2 separate regions of the Homo sapiens genome follow, and region 2 is linked to region 1. Evidence: chromatin contacts called from ENCODE Hi-C or POLR2A ChIA-PET data. All regions are on one chromosome and are shown on one strand. The core of a region is the stretch at or near the end of the contact, and the rest is flanking DNA. Distances in the headings are between cores, read along the strand shown. Region 1 overlaps ATP2B2 (ATPase plasma membrane Ca2+ transporting 2). Region 2 has its middle 23 kb from the start of ATP2B2-IT2.

Region 1 (4,325 bases), core at 762-3,261:
TGAATTCACTAGGCTTAGGATGACCACCCTGTCCCCATTTTGAGGTGAGGCCTAAGCCTTCAAGAGCACTTCTCCAGTATCTGGGCCACTCCAGACCTCTGAGGCTCCCATTCACCCTCATCTGCCTTACGGGTATTTGTGAAGACTCTGCCCTAAGATACTTCTCAACTTGGGCTGCCTATGTTCTTTTGGGGGACTTGTAAAGGTGGACTTTCAGGCAGGGTGACAGGTGGGCAGGAGGTTTAGCTCATTTACTTACACTCTGGAGAAGGTGGGAGGGGTTGGGAAGTGAGGAGGTAGAGGTGGGTATGGCTGCTCTGAGCCTCCGTACCTCTCCTGGCTGGGTCCTTCAGTTCACTGTTCTCAGAATTGAGCCCTGGAGCCTTTTTAAAAGACTCTGGGACTTCAAGCACTATGAATTTAAAAAAGAAATAAAAAAGATATTATAAAAGAAAAAACTACAGCTTAAAGAAATTATCAAGAAGAGAAGCAAAGGCCTGTGTTGAGTTTTGGCTGTCCAGTGGCATTCTGCTTTCCTTTAGGGGATTTGGTCTCCCCAACTGGGAAGAGTCTTGGTGACGATCAGTCAAAGTGTCCCCACCTTCCTGGCCTAAGCGTGGGCATGTGATCAAGCTAGGCCAATCACCTCCCAGGGATGCTGTCTCCTGGGACGTAGAATCAGTGATTTGCTGGTGCCAGCTCACACTTGCTTGTGAGAGCTGATGGCTAAAATTTCAGGTATTTTGTGAGCTGGTTGTTAATTATAGCCATCATTAGAAATCAATTATATAAACCTACAATTATATAAATTATATTTTAAAAGGCAACAAATACCCCAAACTTATCACCTCCTAATTATTTTACTACATTTCACTATTATCTATTCTCTCTAGTAGACAGTCTATTGTATCTGCATGGTAGAAATACCGTATAATGGTGTGCGGCTGCGCCTCTCGTCCCAACTCTGTGTTTAATGATGTCACGTGGGTAACGTGGTGGTATTTACACCAAGGAAATCAGCACCCACTGCAAAAGAGGATTCCCTCGCAACTAGAGAGCTGGGGTTAACATTCACCAGCACAGGCTGCTTTGGAATCCTGAGCTATACAAGGACCAAAAGAAGCTTTTGTAGTGGATTTTTCCCAACCTGCAGTTCCCCAAAGGGACATTTACTTAGTGAGTCGTGCCACTGATCCCTGCATGTCCCCGTTTCCTTCTGGAAAATTGAGCTGGGTTTTCCAGCCTTTGCTCCAACTTGGAGAGCCCACTCCTAAGCTGCCCTCTTGCCTCCACTATGCTGCCCAGTCAGCTTCTGTTGTTTACGACCGACGTGCCTTAGTGGAGCGACATCGGCACACAGGCAGAAACAGGCTGAGGAAAGAACCATCACCCCAGTCTCACCCTTCAGCCACAACATGGGGTACATTCTAGATGTTTCCTGCCAGCCCCTTTCCCCTTGCATCTGTCTTCGTGGAGGTGTTGCCATTGTCAGGACATACGATGCTAAACCCACTTTTTCAACATCACATTATTTCTTGAGCCTCATCCACGTGGCTTTGCATTCTCTGTAACAATCTTTTTCCATAATGTCCCAAAGGCACGTGGAGAAGCTAAAAGGTACTTAGTTACTTTCCTAATGTGGGGCACTTAGGAATTACTTGTCTTCTTTTCCCCTTTAGTGTCACATAGAGACGTGGTTGAAAAATCTGGGACTGTGGATTGGGAGACCTGAGTTCTCATTTAGTTTTGTGCCAGATGGCTGTGTGAGGCTGCGCAAGATGCCTCCCTCTCTGGGCCTCAGCTTCTTAACCTATATAATGATGATGATGATAATGATAATAGTAATAGTAATAATAATAATGATGATGGTCTCCACTTCCAGGGGTTTCCTGGGCAGTGCTAAGTGTGTTGACTCACATCAGCTCATTTATTACTTCTCACAGCCCAGGAATAAGAATGATTTCACAGACTGAGTAAACAGATTCTGAGAGGTGATGTCATTTCCTCAGCACAACATAGCTAGTGGGTGGCAAAGCTGGGGTTCAGACCCAGGATGTCTGCCTCTTAACTCTCTCACCACACTGCCACTTCCTAACGCCCACTTCTTAACGCCCACTGAGCATCGGGCTTGGGGGACAGACACATCAGTACAGCAGTGAGCGTGTCCCTCATTACAGTCCGCTTGCTGTCCTGTTCATGTCCCCACTTTACAGAAGCGAAAGCTTCAGTTCTGAGGACTGAAGTGGTTTTCCCATGTCAGAGTGTTCTGGGCTGAATCATGCTCCCCCAAATCCATATGTTGAAGTCCTAACCCTCAGTACCTTAAAATTGTGGTGGTATTTGGAGATAGAGTCATTGTAGAGATAGGGACACTGCAGATACTAAATTAAGATGAGGCCATTAGGGTGGGCCTAATCCATGCTATGATTGACACCCGTATACAAAGAGGAAATTTGGGCAGAGAGACAGATATGCATAGTGGGAAGATAATGTGAACAGACACTGGGAGAAGATGGCCATCTACAAGCCTCCAGAACTGTGAGAGAATGAATTTCTGTCATTTAAGCCACTCAGTCTGTGGTCTTTGGATGGCGTGGCTGAGCTGAGGCTCTGCAGGGAGCCAGGAGGTTGCAGGGGAGAGCAGGGAGGGGGGTGGCGGGTGTCTCTGCCCCCTGGCCCATACCCACTGTGTGCTGGGCAAGTCCCTTCTCTCCTGGGTCTCAGTCTCCCCATGTGCACCCTGGGATTACTGAATCAGATGGTCCTTGAAGGCCCTTCCAGACCTGTTGTCTCATGGGTCCATGAGTCTCTCAGGCTCCTATTCCAGCTGCTCTGACCCCACTGAGCTGGGGTGTGCTGAAGGGGGAGGCCCCAGGGAACACTCCATTCTGCTGTTCTTTCCAGCAGAGCTTTCCCAAGGGCTCACCCAACAGCCTGCCCTCCTCAGTGTGGGCCGTTTCTCCTTCGTCCTACTTCCTGGCGACTGCTCTGTCCAACTGCCTGCCAATCCAGTGTCAGATACTCTCATCACACTGTACCTGCATGTGACACTCTCCTCCGACCTCTGACATCTTCTTTGCCTGCTGCCTGCTCTCTCCCTTTGGGGTGGAGGCTAGGGCAGGTGGGTCCTAGGGAGCCATCGGCTGAGGCACTAATTTCCACTGACTATAAATAACTCTGGGTCTGAAACCACAGCAGGGGCCTGGATTGCACCAGGAGGAGTAAGATAATCGTTGTGGGGTGAGGAGGGCCTGTATAAATAACTTACCCGCCCTGTCTGGGCCTCTCGGATGACAGGCAGGCCTGGAGGCAGAGGATCTCTCCAGCTGAACTCGAGGCGTTTGTGGGACCCAGGCTGGGTGGATGACTCAGGTCCTACTAGCATTCGAGACGGCCCGCCTGCAGTTATACAGCAACATTTCTCACCCCTTAGGCCCGTGTGACAGATGAGGAAACTGAGACCCAGGGAGGAGAAGTAATTGGAAACTGGGGTCTAGGCCCCTGGGCTTCTGGGAGCTAGAGAACTGTTGCCAGGGATGCCCAAATTCTGGTCCCCCGCTAAACCCGACCTTTGGGAGCCAGCGTGGGAGGGCCCTGAAGCTGCTTGGTAGAAAAGGACTGCTGGGCCAAGGCCTGGGGCAAAGGGCCAAGGGCCAAGGGCACTGCCCTGGCCTGGGCACTGATGGGCCAAGGTTTTGAGGTCACGAATTTTCAAGTGAAGAGAGGCCTGGAGTCTGGCTGTGAGTCAGCCACCCTTTGACCCATCTGATGTCTACAGAATGGGGGCATCAAGGCAGACAGTTTCACAGTAGTAGAATGTCTGAGCCTGGACAAGCCTCAGAGACTACTAGACCAACCTTCTTTATTTTCCAGATGGGGAGGCTGAGGCATGGAACAGGGTGGAGGGAGCTTGGAGAGGGTCTCAGTCGATAAGGGCCAAAGTCAGGCTGGTCTCCGCCCCTGCCCAGCATGGGTGGACTGAGCACCCTTTTCCTGCACAGTCACATGCATCCCCTTGGGGCCCCCGCAAAGACCAACTTCGCCTAAGACCCCTGGGCCAGGCACATTGTGTGTTCTCTCATTTAATCCACAGTCAGTGTGGCCCCTGGAAGCCAGACAGTGTCTGCTCCATTTCACAGATTTAACAAATGATGCATTAAGAACTTATGTGATCTGTGCCCCAACCCAGGCTTTTGGATACTCTAGTTTAGCATTTTTCTCCAGTATCAGAGGTTTTCAATTTTTTTTTCTTTTTTTCAACACTTTGTTAAAAAACCAAAGTCTTCAAAGCATTTAAAAAGGAGTATCAGGCCGGGCACAGTGGC
Region 2 (4,325 bases), core at 460-2,959, 170 kb after region 1:
CAGAGGCCTTGGATCTGGCCTGGCTGTGCCCCAGGCTGGCTGTGAGAGTCTCCCCTTGCTGGGCCTCGGTTACCTCATTTATAAATGGAGGTCATAATTTGAACCCCTGATTGTGGAGGAACAGTGAGTCAGAAGGTCTCTAAGACCTGTTCAACCTAGCATTCTCTGTCTGTCTCAGTCATTTAGTACATATCTGGCTCCCAGTCTTCCCCCAGGCACCTCCTCATTAAGACTGGTGGCTCACCAGAGCCTGGCAGGGAAGGACCCCGGGGAGGGGAACGCCCAGGAGCCTGCATGTACACACAGCAGCTCACACCTGACATCAGCAAGAGCTATGGGGGAGACCCACACCTTAGAACTTGGGCAGGGCCCAAATGGAGGCCCCTGGAGTTCAGGGCTGAGGGGAGCCCCACTAGGAGCCATCCCCCAAGTCCCTTCCAGCCATGGCCCTCCTCCCTACCCTCTTTCTTATTTGTCTTCATTTCCCCCCAGCTAAGCCTGCTCTTGGGCACATAATTCATTAATATGGGATTAAAGGGATCCAGGCTGCCTAACCCTGAACGTGACCCTGGACAACCTGAGGCCCAGTGGTGAAGAAGGCCCAGGATGTCCTCCCCGCGCCTGCAGAGGAAGAGCTGAGGCTCCAGCGGCTCTCCTGGCAGCCAGAGGCAGTGCTGGGTTGAAGCCCCCTCGGAGCCCCCTCCCCACTTCCTGCCCTGGCCTCTGCCCCCTCCCTGCCCTCATCAAAATGGAGAAAGCACTGAAAAATTCTCACTCCTTTGGTCACAGAATGTGGGGGTCTGTTCTGGAATCCCACCCACTCTTCACCCCCTTTTTTCTCCTTGTCAGGCTGCTCACATCCCGGGACTTTCCCAGACTCTGCCGTTGTGGAAGTTTCTAAGATGACGGCTGGCCCTCGCTTTCCACAGAGTGTGTCCTTAGACCATGATGCTCAGAGAAGGGATTTCAGGCCACACAGTCAGGACATGGTGCCTGCATCCTTTCATTCTTGGGAGGTTGTCTCAGGGAGAAAAGAACTGGCTCAGGGTTAATGTGCCTTGAACACCTCTGACCTTCTCCCTCCTAACAGAGAGACACAGAGCAGAACTCAGGCAGCGGCAGCGAGGTGGAATTTAATCATAGGATGATTTTTATTTCTTTGTATTTATTTTAATGCTTAGCTCCTGTTGATGACAAGCGATATTATAAACCACTTAATTGCATTAAAAAGTTTCTTTTAAAGAGAACATAATCAGGTAAAATGGTGAACTGATGAAAACAAGACTAAATGGGTAATCGCGTGGGTTGTTTACAGATAAAAACAAATGACTGAAGTTGGAGGGAAACTGACATGGAGGCCAAACTCCACCCTTCACAGGTGGATAAAGCATTTGCCCAAGGTGAGCTCCTGGCAAACTGGGCTTTGAACTGGGCCACACCTGGTACCACACCTCAGAGCCTCCCTCCTCCTCCACTTTTGGGGCTGTTTCATTTCTCTTCTCTCTGAACTGAGCCTCCTTCTTTTCTTAACTTCTCAGCACCCTCTCTTTCACTTTCTCCCACATCCCCTCTGTTCTCTCAAGGCTGTGAAGCCCTATTTAAGGCCATCCTTCCACTGGCCAAGAGGCAGAAACCTGAACTGGTGAGAAACGATGATGAGGTGTGTCAGGAAGAACTCAGACCCCGCATCCAGCCCTGGTGACCCCGGCCCTCTTGAGCTGAGCAAGCCTACAGCAGCAGTTCACCTTCTCTGGGCCTGGCTTCATTTCCTTGGTAAGAAAATAATGACTTCATCCCCCTGGGGTAGAGGCCTAAATGAGCCGATGCCTCTAAAATGCCTAGCACGGTGCCCGGTGTGTTTGGCAGATGCTCGATACACGTCAGTTCTCTAATAGAATCGTTTCTTTTCAAAAGGATCACAGCATTGCTGTGAGTGTCCTTGGTATGTTCAGTGACATTCTTGACAGCAGATGAGGAGTCTTAAAATCGCTTTAAAAATAGAGAAGTAGTCATTTATAATTTGCACACTCATTGTTGGAATGCAAATGCTGCTGCTAAAAGCCTGCTCTCCTAAGTGGGCTTGTGACACCGTCAATCTGCTTAGCAAAGCCTTTGCTTCTGTCAAGTGCAGGTAAGAGCCCTCTTGCAAGCGTTCATGATAACAGAGTTCAGACTTAGCTCCTGGAAATGAGATTTTACTGATGTGGTTACTGTGGGGCCCCGGTAACCCAGCTGTTCTCTACCCTCTGTTCCTCCTCCCCCAGCTGCCCAGATCACGGGGGTAGGGCTAAGAAAAATGAATCAGAGCTGAGGTGTTCACAGATCTTCGTTCTGGCATTACATATCAATCCACCTTCTCCTTCAGTCTTTCCAGGAAAAAAAAACAAATCTAAGCCCAATAAATAGACTTAACTCTCAGACGACAGAGCAACCACAAAGGAAATGAAGGTCTTTTGGGTCCCTGGAGGAGGGTAAGACCCAGTCAGGGTGGAGGTATCATTCTGTCTTCAGCCCTCCCTCCCCTGAGAGATATATGTTTGACTGGGTGGCAGGTCTTCCCTTGGGAGTCCCACAGGCATCTAAACTTAACATGGTCCAAGCTAGAGTTATCACCCCTCCTCCCTCTGCCTCCATACTTTTCTCCTCCCAGATGCCCCAACTTGGTGAGAAACACCACTGAGTTACCCAGGTGGGTCAGGGAGCTGGCAGGCACCTTGGCCTCACCTCCCTCACACTCTCCAAGTCAATCTCTGCATAAATTTGACCCTTCTAGGATCTCTCCTCCCCTCTCACCCCGTAGCCATGGCCCAGGTCACCATCACCTTCTGCCTGGAGCCCTGTTAAGACATCCACCCACCTCCCTAGCTGCCATCTCTTCTCTCCAAGCCAGCCTCCACATGGCAGGTGGGCTAAAGTCATACAACACACTTCCCATTGTTTCACTTCTCTGCCCCAAACCTCACAGTCTCCCCTAACCTTCCGGATGAAGTCCAAACTCCCTAACTCCTCTGCAGACCAAGTATTGATTGGGTGCTTCTTGTGGGCCAGGTCTTGGCCCCCAGCTATCAGACACAAGCCTGTCTGCACAGAGTCTGGAATCCATAGCTTCTCATATCACCTACCACCACATGCCCCACTGTTGGGTCTAAACTAGGACTGCAAACTGGCAGCCCCCTTCTATTCTGTTTGGTTTTCCCAGTGTTGGCTCAGTGTTTTGAAGTCAAGAGATTCCACATAAAAACCTGGGTCCCTGACATCTCTGGAAAACTTGGAAGACCAGGTAACACTAGGCCAGCTTCTCTTCATATTAATAATTGCATGGAGCAGAGTCCTACTTCCCTTTAGAGCCATCAAGCCCTTTCCAATTGGCCACAGTCTCCACCACTCCATATTGTCTTCTACCCAGCCTACTTTTTTCACAGCTCGTGGGTGTGGGGCCTGTGGATATTAAAACCTGCTCCCCCTCCTCCATGTACAGCTTTCCCAGTGCATTCAACTGTTCTTGTTCTGAGCTTTAGCCCCTGCTGATCCCTCCTCCTGGAATGCCCTTTTTACCCTGTCTATTAAAAGTGCTCCTGCTGCTTTTAATAGAATATGCCACAGCCTTCTGTGTCCCCACTGTACAGACATCCTTCCAAGCATCTATTGCACCAAAGCATCCTCGTTTATTAATACTTCCATCTCTGCCACTAGAGTATGAGCCCACTCCACATCTCTAGGGAATAACACACTAACTACTTCACAAAATGGGTCTTCAGGAAATTGTTCATGGGTGATGGGCAGATGCTGACAGTAACAAGAAAATAGCGACAACAATACTAGCCTATGTGCTGGGCTCCAGGCTAAGCATTTCCATACGTCCTCTCATTTAATGCTCAACAGAGGTCAATGTGGGATGCTAGTATCATCTCTATTCTACATATGGAAAGACTGAGGCTGGAGCCCAGGGTCTGATTCCAAAGCTGGCCTGTTCACCATCCCTGGGCAATAGCCTCCTTGCCTCTGTTAGGCTCAAAGTCTTTCTTTTTCCCTGCCTGACAAGTCATGGACCAGAGAGGGCAGGCTGGGGGGAAACTGGGGAACAGTTCTGGGAACCAGAGCTGGGGCTCCTTAGCTTGTCAGGAAATAAAGACCTAAGAACAGTTTGTGAGGCTGGAGCTGGAGGATTGCTTGAGGCCAGCATTTCGAGACTAGCCTGGCCAACACACTGGGACCCTATCTTTACAGTTTTTTTTTTTTTGAGACAGAGTCTCACTCTGCCACCCAGGTGGGAGTGCAGTGGTGCAATATCGGCTCACTGCAACCTCCGCCTCCCGGGTTCAAGT

What was found. Hi-C counts contacts between places; a loop is a spot of excess contacts on that map. ChIA-PET counts read pairs that join two places held with the same protein, here RNA polymerase II (POLR2A). Pooled maps may share reads with other maps.
Region 2: a loop to region 1 is called in a pooled map, with 8 times the contacts of the local background. The contact joins two enhancer-like sites. A Hi-C loop is called at or near these places in 1 of 168 maps with a recorded cell type or tissue (lower leg skin) and 10 of 50 pooled maps. POLR2A ChIA-PET finds 5 or more read pairs at or near these places in 1 of 52 experiments (activated T-cell).

What each region holds. Positions count from the first base shown.
Region 1 is chr3:10,435,425-10,439,749 of GRCh38, forward strand. All of the region lies in intron 2 of ATP2B2 (ATPase plasma membrane Ca2+ transporting 2), which reads right to left. Among named protein-coding and RNA genes, the nearest start is that of MIR885, 43 kb to the left of the region's middle. Within about 2 kb of position 2,012, at least 6 of the 41 ENCODE cell types and tissues checked have a DNase peak (open chromatin) inside an H3K27ac peak, as active enhancers do.
Region 2 is chr3:10,601,427-10,605,751 of GRCh38, forward strand. It overlaps a transcript of ATP2B2 not described here. Among named protein-coding and RNA genes, the nearest start is that of ATP2B2-IT2, 23 kb to the right of the region's middle. Within about 2 kb of position 1,710, at least 2 of the 41 ENCODE cell types and tissues checked have a DNase peak (open chromatin) inside an H3K27ac peak, as active enhancers do.